Regions from separate parts of the Homo sapiens genome. Here region 2 is linked to region 1. Evidence: chromatin loops called from intact Hi-C (ENCODE). Cell type or tissue: OCI-LY7. All regions are shown on one strand. Each heading gives the region's core, and the rest is flanking DNA. Links, peaks and the distances in the headings are about the cores only.

Region 1 (10,607 bases), core at 2,608-10,607:
CCTTGGTTTCATGAACTATGAGTCTGAGATGATGCATATAAACAATATTAGGTATTTGATCTTTATATTCATGTACTATTTCATTCAGGCACTCTAAATGAAGACCAGCTCAATAATAATTGGTGTTCTCTCCCTGCTAGTGAGTACCAAAGGATATTATCAAGGGAGAGGACCTGCTTACACTCCACCCTTTTAGTGATGTGCATTCCTCAATACTAATTACTGTTTTTAAACAGAAGTGTAGCCATTTCTCTGTAGATTGTTGTGGATTTGACTATTATTTTTCATTACACATTTTGAACTTTTCTCCAAAACAATCAGAACACTTATTACCCTCAACTATTCAAAGACTGCTTACAGAACAAGAGAAACTTTAAAGCTGTAAAAGAAAATAAGTGCTCCATGAACTGGAATTTGGAATGTTTAACATTAGTAGGTGGGTTTCAGGAATAAATAAATAAACAAATGCATATCATGTTTCATGATCTTTGTCTTATTTGCTTTTTAAAATTGTCCCTTCAACATTTAATTGTGTTTTGCTGCTATGAATGGAAAATAAAACTGGGTTAATTATTTAATGACATTTTTTAACTCCCTATATTTTCTCTGAGATTGTGTACCTACCAACCATGATTTCATTTTAATATGAGTGAGCGAACATGCATAGAAATGGCCCAGAAGCACATACACCTACGTAAGTAACAGTTACATAGGTTAGTAAGATTTCAGTATTTTTCATTTTACTCTTTTTGTCAAACTATTTTCTAAGTATTATAATATGCTAAACATGTATTATTTTTCTTTCTTAAAAATGACATTTTTAACTGGAAAAAAAAGTAACAAAAAGCAGAGCCTAATTATTTATCTCTTTATTTTTCCAGGTATTAATATGCCTTTCGGAAGGATTAAAATGGCCCAAATGGAAGCGGATAACACAAATAAATACAAACAATTATGAACACTTGTTTTTTTCATCTAAAGGAAATTTTCTATACAGAAGCCAACTGATTGGTATTCAAGGGGTCAAATTAAACACCCTATTTTATCTTTAACACCTTTAGTTCTGTGAAGGCAGCCACAAAAAAATCTGCAGAAATATTCATAAAGACTTAGTTTCTCAGATACTAGAAACAGAAGCCGTTCAGAAGTTCTTCTGCTCTTCCCCCTCCTCCAGCCTCCACAAATACATACATCAACTTGTATCAGACTATATAGATTTCATTGTAAAATATTAATAGGATTTAATACATGACTTCTGATATTCCTTCAAGCTCTATGCTTTTAACATTTCAGGGGTTTCTAAAACACTTTGACATAGGCCACAGTTGGAGTATAATTTTGCAATTAAATAACTCTTTCTTCATTTTGTCATTACTTTTTGTGTTAATTTAACTTTGCATATTTAAAATTTAGCTCTACTCTAACCTGGTATGTTTAAAACTCATAATTTTAACAGTCTCACTCCCATCTTTTCCTCACTTTTTGAAGAGCTGTCATGTACCATGCACTAAGCAGATTCTGGGAATACAGACACTGGCCCCACTTGAGGTTTCGACCTTCTGAAGGAGAATAAATTACTGCAAGGTGCTAAGTGGTATAGCAGAGGAATGCACAGATGATGAGAGCACAGAGATGGCAACTACATTTGCTTAAAGAAATGTTATATCCATCAAAATCCTTCTAAATTTACTTCTAATAGGCTATCATTTGGGATTCAAAATTTTACAAAATTAAAAAATTCTTAAAATGTTTTTATGATGGAAAATCCTTTGATTTATATAATAAGCTTGGTGCTTTTGTGTATGTTCTTGAGTTAAACAATTATGAAAAAATAATGTGGTTTTCTCAAGAGATTTTTATCTTTACAGGAGGAAGGACGGAGGAAATAAGATATTTTAATCCACTGCCCTTTGCATTTGAAGCAAATGCAAACTTTGCTATTATTACAATCTATGTACTTACATTATTGACTTTATAATGAAGTGAACCTGGAATCACAACATATTCTTTCTCTTACATTATATTAACAATAAGGTTCCCCTTTGGTTCACCGTTTAATTCCTTTGTTCAAGACATTTCATTATATATAGCCCTGTTACTTTATATGGTCATCTTACTGGATACCTAATTTCTTTAGCTATAAACTATTATATTTCCAGTTATAATATCATCCCTATAAGTTGGTAGTTCTACTTAGTTTCCCAGCATTTAGCAGTTATATAGCATTCTCCTTCTCTAACATCTGCAGTAAATGTTCAGTACTTATAATTTTTTTTTTTTTTTTGTATTTTATCTGGCCTGACTTGTTCCTCCTTCAGCTAATCTTGAGATACTGAGGTGATGGATCCAAGAAGTTCTATAGACTTAACACTTCAATTCTGGTAGCCTGTGTTTCAGGGCCTGTTAGCAATTTTGTATTTCCTTGACACACCTTGTAAGTCAATTAGAACTTTGAAGTATTACTAATAAAACTGTTCAAAATCTATAGAGTGATGTGTAGCAGATTCAAGTCTCACAGTCAACCAAATGAGACAGCATCTACCAGCATCTGGCAAATTCATTAGCTGGATATAAAAATTGAATCAACTATCTGCAAATTCCCTGCAGTACATGCTATTCTGCTCTTGTTGGTTCCTATTCCATTATCAATCATCACACAGAATGTTATCCAACTGAAAATGTGTCATACATACCCTGCTACAGAGAATAGCTACAATTTCCCGACTGCAGCCTAGTTCATGAACTCTAATAACACAGGCATTACTCAGAGATATGGCGGGTTTGGTTTCAGACTACTGCAATAAAGCATATATCTCAATAAAGAAAGTCATATGTTTTTAATTTTCTAGTGCTTATAAAAGTTATGTTTACACTATATTGTAGTCTATTAAGTGTAGCATTATGTCTAAAAAATCAATGCATTTACCTTAAAAACTATTTTATTGCTAAAAAATGCTAACAATCATCTATGTCTTCAGTTAATCATAATCTTTTTGCTGATGGAAGGTCTTGCTTTAATGTTAATAAAGGGTCTGCTGACTGATAAATGGGGTGGTTGCTGAAGGCTGGGGTGGCTGTGGCAATTTACACAACAATGAAATTTGCTGCACTGATTGGCTCTTACTTTCACAAAAGATTTCTCTGTAGCATGTGATGCTATTTGATAGCATTTTACCCACAGAAATTGTGTCCTCTCAAACCTTGCCATTGCTCTACCAACTAAATATATGGAATTTCCTAAATCTTTGTTGTCATCTCAACAATGTTCACAGCGTCTTCACCAGGAGTAGATTCTCTCAAGAATCTACTTTCTTTGCTCATCCATAAAAAACAACTCATCCATTCTAGTTTAATCATGAGATTGCAGTAATTCATTCATATCTTCAGGCTCTACTTCTAATTCTAGTTCTCTTGCTATTTTCACCAAATCTGCAGTCACTTCCTTCATTGAAGTCTTGAAGCCCTCAGAGTCATCCATGGGGGTTGGAATACACTTCTTCCAAACTTCTGTTAGTGTCCATATTTTGACTTCCTCTTATGAATCATGAATGTTCTTACTGGCATTTAGAAAGGTGAATCCTTTCCAGGTTTTCAAGGTACTTTGCCCAGCTTCATCAGAGGAATCACTATCTATGTCAGCTATGGACTTACGAAATGTATTTCTTAAATACTAAGACGTGAAAGTCAAAATTACTCCTTGATCCATGTCTTCTCCTCTTTAGCTATGAAACTACTGGAGGGCATCTTCCTCCATTAGAAAGCTGCTTCATCTCCATTGAAAATCTGTGGTTTACTGTAGCCACCTTCATCAATGATCTCAGCTAGATCTTCTGGATAACTTGCTACAGCTTCTAGATCATCACTTGTTGCTTCACCTTGCACTTTAATGTTATGGAGACGGTTACCTTCCTTAAACCTCATGAATGAGCCGCTGCTAGTTTCAAACTTTTCTCTTGCAGCTACCTCACCTCTCACAGCCTTCACAGACTTTAAGAGAGTTAGAGGCCTTGCTCTAGATTAGGCTCTGGCATAAGGGGGTACTGTGGCTGGTTTCATCTTTTATCCAGATCACTAAAACTTTGTCCATATCAGCAATAAGGCTGTTTTACTTTCCTGTCATTTGTGTGTTCACTGATGAAGAACTTTTACTTCGCATTCACAACTTGGCTAACTATACGGCACAAAAGTCTTAGCCTTTGCCCTATCTCAGCTTTCCCCATGCCTTCCTCACTGACCTCAATCACTTCTACCTTTTTATTTATAATGAGAAATGTACAATTCTTCCTTTCACTTGAATACTTAAAAGGCCACTGCAGGGTTATTAACTGGCTTAATTTCAATACTGTGTCTCAGAGAATAGGGAGGCCTGAAGAGAGGGAGAGAAATGGGAGAACGGCTGGTGGGTGGGGCAGTCAGAACACTGAAAACATTTATCAATTAAGTTCGCCATCTTATATGGGTACAGTTTGTGGTGCCCCAAAGCAATTACAATGTAACATCAAAAAGCACTCACCGCAGATCACCATAACAGACATAATAATGAAAAGGTTTGAAATATTTTGAGAGCTACGAAAATGTGACAGAGAGACACCAAGTGAGCACACAATGTTGGAAAAATGGCGCCCACAGACTGGCTTAACATAGAATTGCCACAAACCTTCAATTTGTAGAAAACGCAATATCTATGAAGCACAATAAAGCAAACACCAGTAAAACGAGGTATGCCTGTATTTATGCTTCATGCCTCATTTTATAGTTTCATTTTATCCTTTGATAAAAATATTGATATAAAATAGAATATATGCTATTCTAATTTTACAAGCAGAACAAAACAAGTGCAGAAAGGTAAATTATTTGATCAGGGTCAAATACAGAGTGGTAGTATTTTGTCTAGAATGCCAGCGCTCTCTTACTCCAGTCTTTGTTGTTGTCTATTTTACATCATATCATTCATGCATTAGTGCAATTAAAAACACCACTGTAAACATTAAAAAAAATGTCTTAAAGAGGAAGTCAGGGCTCTGGTTTATGCTCAAAACTATCAAGTTAAGTTTTCCATATGTCTTGAGTTCTTGAATGATATAAACTTTCATATCAAAGTACCTATTATGTGAATAATATTAAAATAGGTACTTCAGCATATAACCAAGAAACAGGTAGTTTTGGCATGTCTTAAAATGTGGCATTTCTATCTTTTAATTTCTCCTACCAGGCTAAAAATAAATATTTAAAATTCTGCCCTACTATTAGGTATATTTTAATGACATAATCTTGTATAAGTATGAGAATTATGTTATCTGAATGTGCTTTTGAACTATTCATAAGTATTACAAATGAATGCCATATAGAACGTAGAAAACAAATGTATTTCTACATTTGTAGATGTATCGTATGTACATCGTATTGCAAATGAATACATACAAATAGCTATCTCCAATATAGAAAACCACTACATCGTATCTATATTGTACAGAAAACTGTGGATATTAAATTTATTTCTACTAGACATTATCTGATTTCAAAAATATTGTAAAAGGAGTTATATTAAAATTTAATGAGGCCAGGCATGGTGGCTCACGCCTGTAATCCCAGCACTTTGGGAGGCCAAGGTGGGCAGATCACTTGAGACCAGGCCTAGGATTGTCTCAAACATGGCAAAACCCTGTTTCTACAAAAAATACACACACGAAATTAGTCGAGTATCCTGTGGTCCCAGCTACTCGGGAGGCTGAGGTGGGAGGACTGCTTGAACCCAGGAGGTTGAGGCCGCAGTGAGCTGTGATTGTGCTACTGCACTCCAGCTTGGGTGACAGAGCAGAGACTGTGTCTCAAGAAAAAAAAAAAATTAGTGCTATATACTAAAGAATATTTGTATTTTAAACTATATTGAGAACATAATGGCTTATTACATCATAATTATGTTACTCCTCAAAGTTTTATTTTTATGTATGTATGTATGTATGTATGTATGTATGTATGTATACATGTATGTATGTAGAGATGAGGTCTCACTATGTTGCTCAGGCTGGTCTCAAACTCCTGGCCTCAAGCGATCCTCCTGCCTCAGCCTCCCAAAGTGTTGAGATTACAAGTGTGAGCCACCACACCCAGCCACCCCCCACATTTTTAAGGGAGTGAACTATTAATAATACTAGATAAGCAAACTTCCTTTCTTAAGGGGTTCTCCTAAATGTTGAAATTGAAAACCAACAACACATTTTACCATAGGAATATTTAGCTACTTTTTAAATTTACTTCATGATCAGGAAATGCAAAGACTAAATAAGTGCCTAAGACAGATAGCTTAATGCACTGAGAACATGGACTCTGGAGTCAGCTTAGACAAAATGGTGGCTTTACACCAACTGTGTTACTTTAGGAAAATTATTGTTTTCTCTGTGCCTCCGTTTCATCATCTGCAAAATGAGGATAATAATGGGACCTACAATGAAGAGTTTTAGAAGGATGGTATGAGATAATATATGTAAAATGCTCATAAGATTGGTAGACACAGTAAATGCTTGATAAATGTTAGCTACTACTACCACTGTTATTAGCCCCAAATTTACTGATGATGCCTCTCAGCATATATTTTTATAAAATTTAAGGAAAAAATGCTATTCTATAGGATTTGTAATTGTTAATGCCAACATTTATTCATTTATTGCATATTAGTAACATGCCAGGTACTATGTTAGACATATGGCATTCTAAATATCACACGCTTCTAGGCAGTGAGCAACTTAAATAACAAATTTTATAGGAAACTAAAGGTACATGTTGCCCTGAACTCTGGTAAAGTGTGCCACAATATAAAAAATAAGTTTGTCAACAATGACAACGTAGGCTATCATTAATTAATATGAATTGTGTTAATAAAATCATGTCAGTAGTAGAAACTGCTTTTTGGTTTAAATTTCTTTTAGAAATGTAATCAACTACTTAGGAAGTACAAAGGACTAGAAAAAAGAATGGTAATCTGAGTCTGATTCCTGTGTTTCATAACACAGCTCAACTTGACACACAATAGGTGCTTAATAAAGATTTGTCTTGTCTAAGATACTATGACTATGTGTCCTCTGAACCAGAGTTGATACTCTGTTATTAACTCTGGTTAATATACTCTGGTTAATAAACTCAGTATTAACTCTGGTTCAGAGGAGACATTGCCACCTAGCGAAAAATCAGCCTCATTACCTAGAATTATCAGACAATGCTGAGAACTTCTCAAATTAGACTTGACTCCACTGACTTGACTCCACTGAAAACACTACATGCATATTTATTATGTGTCAGTATTCAGGGTAGGTACTAGTAGGAAAAAGATGAACAAGCTTCCATCTTTGCTTCTTACAACGTATAGAAAATACAAGGAAACCACATACTCCACAGAGAAACATAGAAAAAACTGTACTGTAGAAAAAACAAGGTTTGATTATTAGACATTTAGAAACTAGTATTTCAAGAAATTTGCTGAAAAGGAAATTTAGTGTAGCAAATAAGAGCATGGACTCCAGGAGCAAACTGCATTGATTTAAAGCCATGGCTCCTGTAAAGCGAGGATAACAGCCCCTATGTCATAAGATTATTGCAGAAACTTAAATATATGTAAGGTAAAATGCTTAAAACAGAACCAGGAACAAACAAAATGCTATGTAAGTATTTACTAAAATTATTATTAAATCTAGAACAATATCCTAGAGACTGAGGTGAATATTGATTAATAACAACACATTAACTGAAGTCTAGCTTCATAAATTTAATTCAGTAGAAGCCGTTTCTCTGACTAGTACTCTGTTATTATGGGAATCCTAAAAGTACATTATTTGTGGTACTCTGTGACTAAATTTTGTATTACTGGATGATTAACCCTTTCAACATCAGGCAAATAAAACTGCCTTCTGAAAGTAAAAATCATATTTCTTACCAAAAAAAGCAAAAAGTCAGTAGAATGAAAGACCCAAAAGACCACAACCTGAACATATGTTTACCAGGGAAAGATGCTTGCTAACTCTTCACAGATTTTGCTAGAACTGAAAGATGGATGATACATTTAGTTACCACTGTGGTCTCATTCACAACTTGTTTAGCTTATAAAAAAAAATAAGCTTGCTCCATTTTCCTGGAAAATTATCTGATAATTTTTTTTAAACACCACTTAAAAATCCCTTAAGTCTTTTGTGTTTTTTGAATTTTATACTATTAAAATATTTATGTAAAGCCATATGTAAACTTTATTTTCAACCAAAAAATTATGAGCAAAATATTCCTGTATTAAAAAATAAAACATAAGACAAAACTCTAATAGGTTGGTAATAAATATTATACTTTTCTTATGGATCTATACCATTCACAAGAACTCTGCTCAATCTTAGATGGCTTAAGATTACTTAACTTCTTCCTAAGCTTCCTCTTTTTAAAAATAGCAACGAGTTGGGAAAATGTGTTGAAACATTTTTTAGTTTTAATTTGTTTGTAAAGGTGTGTTTGCATATCAAAAATTGTGTTTGTGATATATTGCACAAATAATTTAAATTTAATGTGTCTACTATTTGAATATTTAGATTTCTAAAATGCTCATGGAAATCCTTCCTCTTGCACATTAAGATAGTGTGGAAATAACATTATGTTTTTAATTTTATGCATTTATATTCTAATAAATTGACCTGGAAAGAAACATACTTTAATAAATAAAAGACTGACCAACAGAGTAAAAGAGAGGAGAAAAAACTCTTCAACTGCTTTCCATATAGAGATGCTTATTAGCATATTAAAACAGAAATTCTTACATATAGTCAAGCATATATTGGTTGGATGGGCATAACAACCCATTTTATCTTTTGTTTCAATATTGTGCTTATCAATTTACCTAGTACTTTCACAGTCATGGTCTCATAGTATCTTCACAAATACCTCTCTTAGGTAGGACAGGTATTAGTACTGTAGTACCTTTTCATAGATAAGAAAATGGAGCTTCAGGAAGGCAAGAAGCTTGTGCAAGGTCACTAGAGTAACAGAATGGAGCCTAAACCCCATTTTTTTAGACTCCTAAAATGCTTAGCTCTTTCTCCTACTAGGCCTCTAGAATGGACTTCTTTGCTTACTGCCTAAAAACCAAACTGGCAAACCTAACTATCCTGGGCTACTCTGATGATAAAATCCTGTCAGTGACAAAAAATAAATTGCTTTAAGAAAAGATAGAGTGCAACTTTAATGTGTATGTGTAGTGAAAATTTCAAAGGCATAAAAAGCAAATTAGAAATTGAATGAAGACTACTGTAAAACCTCTTAAGAGTCTGAGGAAATAACTGTGCTGCCTATTTCCTGTATAACAGTTCCAAATATAAAGTACTTTGGTATAACTCTTCATTTATGTGAAGATTTAGAGTGGGTACAAAGAGAGAACTGTTTCAGGATACATGGTGAAACTAGACACCAGATTTGGACATTGAATGATTTGAGGAATCCATCTATTTTTTCCTATAATCAGGCAGTGTTTATCTTTGCTAATGTCTGCTTGTAATAGTAAATGGTACTGTGTTGCTTGGCAATTCTACCATTACTAACAGTGTTCTATAAATCTGAGTATGCATTGCAGAAATGATTTCTTCTCTATAAAATTCTTTAAAATAAGATTACATTTTGACTTTACACATTATTTTCTAGCATAATTTACCCTGGAAGGCATAATATAATCCACACTGTGATCAAGAACTTCAGATTTCTAACTTAATTGCCTAATTACTTAGTATTTATCACAACCATTAATCAATTCAATCTATATTAACTTAATACACTTAACTTTCCATAAGCAAATCAAAGAAACTAACAAAGACTTTTCATTTTTGTACAATACTATATGAAGAAAATAGAAATGCAATTTTGAGAATGACAGCACTAATAGTATAATATAGAAGAGTGGAATCCTAATTTCAGGATAGAAATTAAAGAAATATATGAAAACCAGCATATATCCAAAGAATTCTTAGAATACCATACTGTCCCTGAAAAATAATGTATCCACACTTTTTATTTCCTTATTATTTCTCAGAATGATAGAATAGTGTAATTGCGGACACGAAAGACATTAGATTTCTAATTCCAGGTGATGTTTTCACTGATGTGATTTTCCCCCTACTTTTTATGTTAAGAAACTCTCAAAACTACAATTTATTAAAACTATGTGCTTTAGTAACAACACAGGATAAAATATTAACTCAACAGTCAACTGAAAACATCAAAGATCTGTATTCCCTAAGTTTTATTTACCTTTTAAATTTAGTTAACATATTCCAAATAATTTTTAGGTGAATTCTATTTACTTAAATTGATTTACAAAGAAACTTGTGGCTAGCTTTCTGTGATTCCAACATAAGGGCACAATTATTATGTGTACTTTTGTCAACATTTGAATTCCAGACAGATTCCTGGTTTAGTCTAAATGTAAAGGTTACTCTAAAAATTCTTTACTTATCAAGTGGTAGACTTACCATGGAAATCGTAAATATACAGAAGAATTGGCTCATTTTGCCCAAATGCACAGAATGCAACCATATTTTCAAATGGATGATAAGAAATGTCTCGAATGGGTGACTTGAATGGCAAGT
Region 2 (10,607 bases), core at 1,537-9,536, 160 kb before region 1:
TTTGAACAGTCAAGTCAGGCAGTGACTTATGCCTGTAATCCCAGCACTTTGGGAGGCCAAGGCAGGCGGATCATTTGAAGTCAGGAGTTCAAGACCAGCCTGGTTAACGTAGTGAAACTCCGTATGTCTTAAAAATACAAAAATTAGTCGGGCATGGTGGCAAACGCCTATAGTCATAGCTACTAGCTAGGCTGAGGTGGGAGGATCGCTCAAACCTGGGAGGTGTAGGTTGCAGTGAGCTGAGATTGCTTCATCTCACTCTAGCCTGGGCGGTAGAGTGAGATTCCATCTCAAACAAACAAACAAAAACCACAATCAATGACCCAGAATGCAATCAATGACCCAGAGCCCATGCACCTAAACACAACACAGTTATCCCTCTACAGCACTTTAAGTGAACATCAGACTTTGTTGTTGTTGTTGTTGTTGTTGTTGAAAGTTCTTCTATCACCTCCCTGGGAATTCTCACTGGCCTGACCACCTCATAAAATGTCCTGGCTTCTACCCACGCTCCTGGCTCCTCTCCTTGCCCATGTCTTTCTCACCTCTTCTCCCAGATTGTTTTCATGAACTCTTAATACCTTGATCCAATTCTTTAGAGTAATTTAGCTCTTGCTAGCTCATGTTCCCAAACTGAGCTCTAGCAGAAGCCTTCTGAGGGACATAATGTCATTTTACAGGAAGAAACTATTGATTGGCCAATTGCATGTGGAAAACTAGGAGAAGGCCCATAAGGAGAAGGTGGAAGAAATGAAGCACACTAGAAAATCAGAAAATTGCGGGATGTTTTTCTTTCTGAGAGAGAAGAGGGACAGTAAACAAGTGAGAGTGCATGAAGGCAGAGAAGATGTAAGACTTTTTAAAAAAAAGAGGTTGCTTTGCCCCAAACTATTTAGTCAGGTCTTCTACACACAAAAATGCCTTGTGAGAAAATGGAGAATGTGGGAAATCAAGAAATGAAGAATTCGCTGGAGATAAATGGTGGGAAATGAATGTAAGCTCCCTGAGCATTTAAAGAAGTTCTGTAAACTTTCCATATTGGATTTTTGACACTGGACTTTCTACAGGGTACATTATTGTTATCTAAATCTTTGGAAACAGGGTGAATCTACATGATAGAGTGGAAGCCACAAAGGAAGAAGAAGAAGAGATTCTATCTGGGTATGGAGAATGAAAAAAAAAAAAGGTGTAAAGAGGGTGAGTGTACAGTCATCTGGAAGCCATGTCACAGAGAGGAGGGGAGAGATTAAAAGGGATCTGAATAAGAGCAGGATGGTGGGGCTTGAAAGGATGGGATGAACATGAGAGACGTGATGACACTGGTCAACAGAGATCTCTCTAGGGATGTCAACCAGAAAGGGATGTAATGTAGGAAATTAGGTGTTTTTACACTTCTTTAGGAGGGCAAGAGAAACGGGCTCTGGGCTGAACTCCAGGAATGAACAACATTGCAGAATGGCCCTCCTGGGAATTGCACCCCTGACTCAACAGTAGTAGGGTATCAGGAGACCACTTTTAGCACAATAGATTTCTGAAAGAACCCACCCTAGCTGAGGCAGGTACTGCGGTCACTGCAAGTACTAGCTGGAGAGCTATGCTAGGCTGCTCCATGTGCAACAGCAAAATGTGTAGAGCCCAGCCCCTGCCTTGCAGCCCCCATTGCAGCAGTGACTGGACACAGGAGCACCATTGTGCTTGACAGCAGAAACCAGCAGAGAAAGATCTCTTCCGCTTCATCCTGCCCTTCAGATTCCACACGAGTGCTTCTTATGGGGGATCTTAATTCCATTAAGAACCCTGCCCTGCCAAGCCATACTGGAGTCAGAGGCAAAAGGAAATGTCAGTAATACTGCGTTACTTTTTATTTTTATTTATTTATTTATTTATTTATTTATTTATTTATTTATTTATTTTGACAGGGTCTGGCTCTGTCATCCAGGCTGGAGTGCAGTGACTCAATCATGGCTCACTGCAGCCTTAACTTCCGGACCTCAGGTGATTCTCCCACCTCAGCCTGTCAAGTAGCTGGGACTACAGGTACACACCATCATTCACAGCTAATTATTTTGTTTTTTTTTTTTTTTAAATAAAGACAGGGTTTCACCATGTTGCCCAGGCTGGTCTCGAACTCAAGAACTGAGCTCAAGCAATCTGCCTGCCTCCATCTCCCAGACTGCTGGGACTACAGGTGCAAGCCACTGCACCCGGCTACTTTTTAATTTTTCAAAATACTGCATTAAGAGTATTTATCTTGGCTGGGCGCGGTGGCTCACGCCTGTAATCCCAGCAGTTTGGGAGGCCGAGGCGGGCGGATCACGAGGTCAGGAGATCAAGACCGTCCTGGCTAACACGGTGAAACCCCGTCTCTACTAAAAAAAAAAATACAAAAAATTAGCCGGGCGTAGTTGCAGGCGCCTGTAGTCCCAGCTACTCGGGAGGCTGAGGCAGGAGAATGGCGTGAACCCGGGAGGCGGAGCTTGCAGTGAGCTGAGATCACGCCACTGCCCTCCAGCCTGGGCAGCAGAGTGAGACGCCATCTCAAAAAAAAAAAAAGTGTGTTTATCTTGATTACTGAGTTTTTTGATGCCCCTTAAATTTTGTGCCTGGGGTGCCTTGCTTGCCTCATCCTAGACCTGGCCCTGTTAAGAACCCCAGTTACAAGGGAGTCTTAGAAATACCGTTTTTAGCTTTTCATCCTCTGTGGTACTGACGGCACCATGGAAGAGGCTGGGATGAAGGTAGCACCATCTACGAGAGCCCTGTCAACTTGGCTAGGGCTGTAGAATCCAGCTGTTTGGTCAAACACCAGTCCAGATGTTGCTGTGAGGTATTTTAAATAAATATTTTATTTTGTAAGAAAAATAACAAACTTTTTTGGAAACAGTCTCTCTCTGTCACCCAGGCTTGAGTGCCATGTCCCTATCATAACTCACTGCAGCCTGGAACTCCTGGGCTCAGGCAATCCTCCTGCCTCACCCTCCCAAGTAGCTAGGACTACAGGTGTGAGTCACCACAATCACCTAGTTTCTTCATTTTTTGTAGAGACGGGGTCTCGCTATGTTGCCTAGGCTCGTCTTGAACTCCTGGCCTCAAACAATGCTCCAGCCTCGACCTCTCAAAGCGTTGGTATTACAGGTATGAGCTACCATGCTGGCTGTTATTTTTTAGATGTGACTGACATTTAAATCTCTGAGTAAAGCAGGTGACCCTCCCTAGTGTGAGTGGCCTCATCTAATCAGTTGAAACCTTCCATAGAGAAACCGAGGTTCCCCTCACTCCTAAGAGGAAGGAACTCTGCCTCCAGACTGCCTTCTGGCTCAAGACAACATCAGCTCTTGCTGGAATTTCCAGTCTGCCCTGCAAACTGCCGGTTCCCACCATTGTATGAGCCAGTTCCTGAAAGTAAATCTTTATCTCTATTTCTATTTCTGTCTCTGTCTCTATTGTCTCTATCCCTATCTCTATCTCTCCTCTTTGGTTCTGTTTCCTGGGAGAACCCTGACTAATACACTTGGAGGAGGTGACAGAGGTGAAGGGCCAGTCTGCTAGCTCTACCACGGTGGAGATGGAAGTAACAATACTGGGTAAAAATACCCTTCATATAGTAGGAGAGAAGGAAGAGGCTAAGTTGGTTCCCAGGTTCCTGTGTGGGTGACCGCGATAAGGACGACAGATGCAGTACCAGATATCTCCATGAGAAAACAGAGCACGTGCTCGTCGTCTTTGGAAGATGCCATTCCCTGATCTCCCACATGCAGCTCTGTTCCAATGCATGAGATCCACCCTGTGTATTTCACACGTTGGTTGCCTGGGACAAGTAATTTGGTTATTTGCTTGCTTATTCATTCATTAAATGCATGCTTATTAAGTGTGTCCTGTGTCAGGTACTATTGCAGGCTTGGGAGAAACAATGGTGAATGAAAGCTGAGATGGCTTCTTTCATGATGTTTTCAATCTAATTCAGAGAGATGTGACAAACAAACACAACACAAACAAAGGGAACAGTGTCAGATAGCGATGTGTGCAGCCGGAACAGTGAAACAGGGCAGTGTGATGGAGGTGCAGGGAGTAGGTGCTGCCTGACACGGCCACTCACGTTGAATATGCCAGGACCTCCATTCCAGCATCACATATGGTCTAAGTGTGGGGGAACATTGACCTGTCCTGTGTGTAATCAGCTAGAATGAAAGGAAAGAGCCCCAGCTTTATATGACAAGTTACTAAAGGAGAACCCGAGCCCAGGACAAATGTCTGTGATGAACACCTTCTTCCTCTCTTAGTCTATTCAGGCTAAAGTACCATAGGCTGGGCAACTTAGAAATACAGACTTTTTTTCCTACCCATTCTGGAAGCTGGGTGCCGGCAGATTTGTTGTTTGGTGGGGGCCTGCTTCCTGGTTCCTAGACGGTGTCTTCTAATGGTATACAAATGTGGTGGAAGGAGTGAGGGTTCTCTCTTGAGCCTCTTTTATAAGGGCACTCATCCTATTCATGGGAGCTCCACCCTTATGACCTAATCACCTCCTAAAGACCCTGCTCCCTAATATCATCACCCTGGGGGTTAGGATTTCAACATGTGAAACTGCAGGGGACATAAACATGCAGGCCATAGCCGTTCTCCATGCTGATAGGTAATGGGCAGTCACTGAATGAGTCTCTGTGAGGCAATGGAGGGGGAGCTGGGTGGCAAGGCCCAGGCCCAGGCTGAGTCTACAAAGAGCAGCATCAGGATCTGCCGGGAGACAGAAGCTCTTTGGGGTGAAGGTGATGCCTCTTCGTTGTTGTGTTTCCAGCAGCGACACAGCATTTGGCACATGGCAAGTCCTCTGTAAATACTGGTTGATGAATTAAGGAATCCCTTGGCTGAAGGTGGAGGGGACCGGCTACTGCGGGACCAGGGAGCCTTTGCATTTTGGATGATTTCTTCATACTTGGGAGAAGTATTTTCCTCCTTCCATAAGACAAGTCCCAGAGCCTTCCAGGTGGGAAGGACTGTCTGGCCAAATGACTCTGACTTTGTCTTTTTTATTTCAACACTTGCTGTTCCCTGGGGGACTACGATTCACTTTAATGCTCCCACCAAAGTGAGGCCAGCTAGTCCTTCCCGTCTGGGAGGCTTTCCTTAGGTTTGCCACCTTAGCACAGCTGAGATGGCCCGGGAATTTAGGAAGCCTTCTTTAGCTGCGAAGGGAGTGGAAAAGACGACTAAGCCAAGAGCATGCATGAGGAATAAAAGCGGTCAGGTTTCTGCTGTCTGGTATTCCTCATCTTTCTATAATTTTCTGGCTTTGGTGCTCCATGCTATGCAGAAAGAACACCAAAAGATGAGTACAGTTTTTCAGACAACCTGACTCAGCCCTAGGCCCATCTTCACAAATAGGGAACAAATCTTACTTCCCTTCCACACTGAAACGGGTATTTGCCATTAAGAAAAGATCACCGGATTCAACAAATCAAAGTATAGGGCACTCAGTTAAATTTGAATTTCATGTAAATAACACAGAATTCTTTGATATAAATATGTCCCAAATATTGCAAGTTCCAAATGTGGCACGAGGCATATGTATCTTAAAAATGATGTACTGTTTATCTGAAATTTAAATTTGACTGGGAGTCTTGTATTTTATCTGGCAACTCAAGGAAAAGATTTGAACCCTGCCACTAGCATAGGGCCTTTCCATTCAGGGCTCATCCCGGGTTCCTGCCTGAGGCCTCCACACCTCCCTCCAGAGTTTGGTGGAACTTTTATAACTGTTCCAATAAGTGGCTTCTCCCTTGACTGGAGACCCTACCCACCTCCATGCCTACACGCGCAGGGGTCCTCGCCTGTCTGGACAGAATCTCAATATCTGAATCATGCATGGAGCATACCAGCCACACAACAGGAATTACACACTTCATCACAGTTTATCTGGTAGGCGTAGAAGAGCTTCGTATTTTTCTTTGGGAACACAAAGCTCAGTTCCCCCAATGACCATGCTGAAAAATCCCAAGGACAGTAAGCTTCATGACAGATACAGTGGCTATTCAGAGGAGAACACATCAATTTCTCTTACATATCAGAGGATTAAATAGTCAGCCAACCCTAAGACATGCCCAGGAGGGCCGGGCACGGTGGCTCACGCCTGTAATCCCAGCACTTTGGGAGGCCGAGGCAGGCGGATCACGAGGTCAGGAGATCGAGACCATCCTGGCTAAAACGGTGAAACCCCGTCTCTACTAAAAATACAAAAAATTAGCCGGGCGTAGTGGCGGGCGCCTGTAGTCCCAGCTACTTGGGAGGCTGAGGCAGGAGAATGGCGTGAACCCGGGAGGCGGAGCTTGCAGTGAGCCGAGATCCGTCTCAAAAAAAAAAAAAAAAAAAAGACATGCCCAGGAGCTATTTTCAGCTCTGTTTTAACCTGTTGAGCTCCAAATAGAAACTTCTATATTTTTATCTTATGTTACGCCTCCCTTGAGGGAGTCAGTCTATAGGGTAGTGAGGTTAAAAAGAAATAACTAACAACTTTCAAGAAAACAATCTAAAATAAGCACCTGTGTGGCGATTATAAAAATATACAAATTTCCTTTGCCTCTAGTGGTCATGTTGAAGCCCACACATTTGTGATGTGCATTGAGCCACACAGTTCTTTTCCATTTGCCCTTTTAGGTGAGATCTGCTAGATTTCCTCCCTCCCCCTCACATGATCAGTGCAGGATTTCTTGCTTTCTCTTGTTGAAGCAGAGTGATAATACTGTTTAACCCTTGATTCAAATATCCTGGGTAATGGCCACATGCCCCGTAATGAAATACGTCCAAAGATTAGCTGGAAGTCCCGGGCCTGCTTCTCTTACTAACTCTGGCTGTCTCAGTAGTGTTTACAAGTGTCTCTAGTTACCTCCCTTTCTCCTTTGCTTAAGTGGGCACGAGATTTTGAATTCCTTAATAGATTTTAAGTTCAGCAAGAACAAGGACCTTGCCTTGTTCACTGTTCTATTGGTTTGCTAGGGCTACCATATAAAATATCACACACTAAGTGGCCTAAGCAACAGAAATTTATTTTCTCACAGTTCTCATAGTTCTGGGGGCTGGAAGGCCAAGATCAAGGTGTTGGCAGGTTTGGTTTGTGCTGAGGCCTCTCTCCTTGGCTTGTAGGTGGCCGCCTTCTTTCTGTGTCCTTACATGGTCTTTCCTCAGTGCACGAGCCTTTGAGTGTTCTTGTCCGTAAAATTTCCTCTTCTTAAAAGGACACCAGTCAGTTGGATTAGGGCCCATGCTAACAACCTTATTTTAACTTAATAGCCTTAAAAATTTTATTATTATTTTTATTATTTTAGAGACATGGTCTCGCTCTGTCACCCAGACTGGAGTGCAGTGGTGCAACTATGGCTCACTGCAACCTTGAACTCCTGGGCACAAGTGATCTTCCCACTCCAACCTCCTGAGTAGCTGGGACTACAGGTGTGCATCACCACATCTGGCTAATTTTTAAATTTTTTGCAGAGACAGGGTCTCACTGTGTTGCCTAGGCTGGTTTTAAACTCCTGGCCTCAAGTGATCCTCTTGCCTTGGCCTCCCTAAGTGCTGAGCCACTGCGCCCAGGCCTTAATCATGTTTCTAAAGGTCCTATCTCCAGATATGGTCACATTCTGAGGTTCTAAGGGTTAGGGCTTCAATATATGAATTTCAGAGAACATGTAATTCAGCCCATAACAGTCACCATTAGTCCAATAACTAATGTAGTGCCTGGTACATGATAGATGATACATCTTTTTGTACTCATTTGTTGAGTGAGTTCAAAAACTTTGATAATGTCATTGGTGAGGCACATTTACTTAGAGCTTCTTGTTAAGCCAGAGCATCGGGTTTTTAAGCTTCTTTCCTTCCTACACACCTTAATGGTCATCCGTTGTGTCATGGAAAGTCATCTGGTCATGTATATAACTTGTATGACACCCTCCCTTCCACAGAGGATGCTGTATAGTAAGCGTGTGTCTCACACTCGCAGGCAGAGAGCCTGTCCTATCCACGTCGTTGCCACCTGCCCTACGTGCAGCAGGCTGCGATGGTGACCCAGGCTCCCAGCTGTCATTCTCCAGCCCTCCTTTTGGCAAATGCTTGACATGCATCTCCACATTTCCTTTATTTCCTTCAAATTGGGAAGAAAAAAAAATAGAATCTGTCAAAGATCTCCTGCTACTTGTGTGGGGAGAAGGGGAGCCTCAACAACTTACCCATTGTCTAGGCGTTGCTCTACCAGTCTTTCAGGAAAAAGAAAAAAAAAAGCCCCAAAACTTTGATCCCTGGGGAGGTGAAGCGGAAGTTGATCTTCACCATTAAATTTTTTTATAGATAGCAAAGTCCATGCTTCCACCTGCATCCAAAGCACAGAGGCAGCTGGCAGAACAAAGCACCAGAGAAAAATAGCTGACCAGAATCTCTTAAATTGCCTGTGTACAGGTGCAGCTTGTTTTTCATCTTGGTGGCAGCCACTAGTGATTGACAATGTTTTACCCAGAGGACTTAACCCTTTTTTTGCCTAGATGAGCCAAAGAGACCAGTCTCATGGTTTAGAAAACAGTTCATACCCCTCTGTAGGTTCTAAGCATTCAGCCCAAAGGCATGGGAACTGTACTTCGAACTAATGCCACCTGCAACAAAAGAAGGAATGACACGATGTCAGAGAAAAAGTTTTAAAAAAATATTGCTAGGTCTCTCCAGCTTTGAAGCCAAGGCTGGGGCATGTCTTATTTTTTTAATCAATAGATAGATGGAGACAGCATGTGACGAATGTGCCTCTGGAATGGGATGCGTTACAAGTTGAACTCTCTGGGTGTTAAGTCTTAAGCTACCTGTCCCAGAAAACCAATCCCTTTATGCCCTCAGCTTTTTTTTTTTTTTTTTGGATTACCATTAAACAAATTATTTTAGATGGTAGCAAGCAGTAGAGAGGAGACAACATCGTGCGGCCTAGTTTAAAAACCTCCAAAGACAGAGAACTGGGCAGCTTCACTGGTCCTGAGCTGGTTCGGTTGTGTTTCCCCCAGGATTCCCATTGCATCTCACCTGGGTTACTTTTCATAGTTGTGTGCAAGGACATTTGCCACTGGGGAGTCCCCCACCCAAGTGGTTGCATTTGTGTGGAGACCAGACAGACAGGACTATAGGGAGAATGCTCTCTCTCTGGTGGTTTTGAGGGAGCGTTGATGGAGGAATGAATTGGGAGATTACACTGGGATGTGGGCAATCTTTATTAAAGGAAGAAGCAAAAACTGTGAGTACTGCAGGAATGGCTCTCAGGACCATCACAAGAGTTAAACATTTGGAAAGAAGCTAAGCACAAGGGAGGAATAACCTCCTAAACACTGAGCCCTCCTAGGGAGAGAAGGGAAGTTGGTAACTGGTGATTATAAGCTAGCACTTCAAGGGAAGGCCCCAGAGCTGTTGGGGTGGGGGCGGAGGTGCTCCTCAGCAGGGTCCTGAGGCAAGGCAAAGAGCTTGCTTTAAAAATATATGTATTACTTTTTTTAGAGACAGGGTCTTGCTGTGTTGCCCAGGCTAGACTGCAGTGATGCAATCAGGGCTCACTGCAGCCCTGACCTCCCGAGCTCAAGTGACCCTCCCACCTCAGCCCCCCTGAGTAGCTGGGACTACAGGCATGTACCACCATGCCCAGCTAATTTACTTTATTTGTAATTTAACTTTTGTAGGGATGGGGGTGTCTGTATATTGCCCAGGCTGGCTTCCAACTCTTGACCTCAAGCGATCCTCCTGTCTTGCTTCTCAATGTGTTGGGATTACAGGTGTGAGCCACAGTGCCCAACCAAGAGCTTGTTAATGAAGTGTTAGTAGTGTGGATCCCATGGCTTCTCATTCTGGTAGCTGCATTGTAAATCACCTTCTCTCAGCACAAGGAACACTACAGATGACCATTCTTGATGATGAACATGCCCGAAACATACCGTAACACAAGCACAGAGCATGAGCTCAATAACTCACAGCCATGGAGCAGTGTTTTGGCTTCTGAATGGAAAAAATGACATGTACACAACTCTGATACTTCCTTAAAGAGGCTTAGTAAAATCATCACACTTGCCCAGCCAGGGAGCTCCCCATTCTATGTCTTTGGCTTTGACATGGCCTTTGAAATGAGTCCATGCGAGGTTGAAGGCATCTGTCTAGATGTTCAGGTCTCCATACTCACACCTGTTAACCTGGCAGTAAAATAATCAAAGGAACTCTGTGGCCTGGAAAGCAATCCATCTCATTGATAAATCAAACCTTTTGTATGAATCTTGATAAAACTGTGTGGCCAAAAGTGATTGAATTTAAAAATTTTGAATTTTCATGAATTGTTTTGATCTTAGACATAGATCACACCTGTTAGTGATTGTGCATGAAATAAACTACCAGGATTATGTGGGAATCATAGCCTTGGCACCATGGTGGTAATCAAAATGAGGCAGACGCTTGGATGCAGGTCAACTTCATCAGAACAATAGGTGCTGTCAACCAGACAGAGATACTGTAAGGAGTAGCCTCAGACATGCTACAAGCCGAGGTCAGGAGACGCACCTCCTCCCCGTCGGAGTCTAGGGTAGGCATATCTACACCAAGCCTCTGCTTCC

Evidence for each region. Hi-C counts contacts between places; a loop is a spot of excess contacts. Peaks named below come from ENCODE experiments on the same cell type or tissue, not always from the same donor. Only the 100,000 strongest peaks of a DNase experiment are listed, where the experiment ranks them.
Region 2: it touches region 1 in a loop (5-fold over the local background); 3 of 110 quality-filtered maps call a loop at or near these places.

Annotation. Positions count from the first base shown.
Region 1 is chr6:135,416,677-135,427,283 of GRCh38, forward strand. AHI1 (Abelson helper integration site 1) reads right to left here. Exons shown (of 29, transcript NM_001134831.2): 20 at 10,491-10,607. Among named protein-coding and RNA genes, the nearest start is that of AHI1, 76 kb to the right of the region's middle. RefSeq lists a silencer at 9,261-9,461. In OCI-LY7, for the core only: CTCF peaks have their summits at 7,174 (motif pointing left) and 7,380; a DNase peak (open chromatin) is centred at 7,195; H3K27ac peaks cover 463 bases.
Region 2 is chr6:135,258,897-135,269,503 of GRCh38, forward strand. No RefSeq gene overlaps it. Among named protein-coding and RNA genes, the nearest start is that of MIR548A2, 25 kb to the left of the region's middle. RefSeq lists a silencer at 4,973-5,175. In OCI-LY7, for the core only: CTCF peaks have their summits at 6,528 and 6,731; DNase peaks (open chromatin) are centred at 6,545, 7,985, 8,385 and 9,008; H3K4me3 peaks cover 1,798 bases; H3K27ac peaks cover 3,909 bases.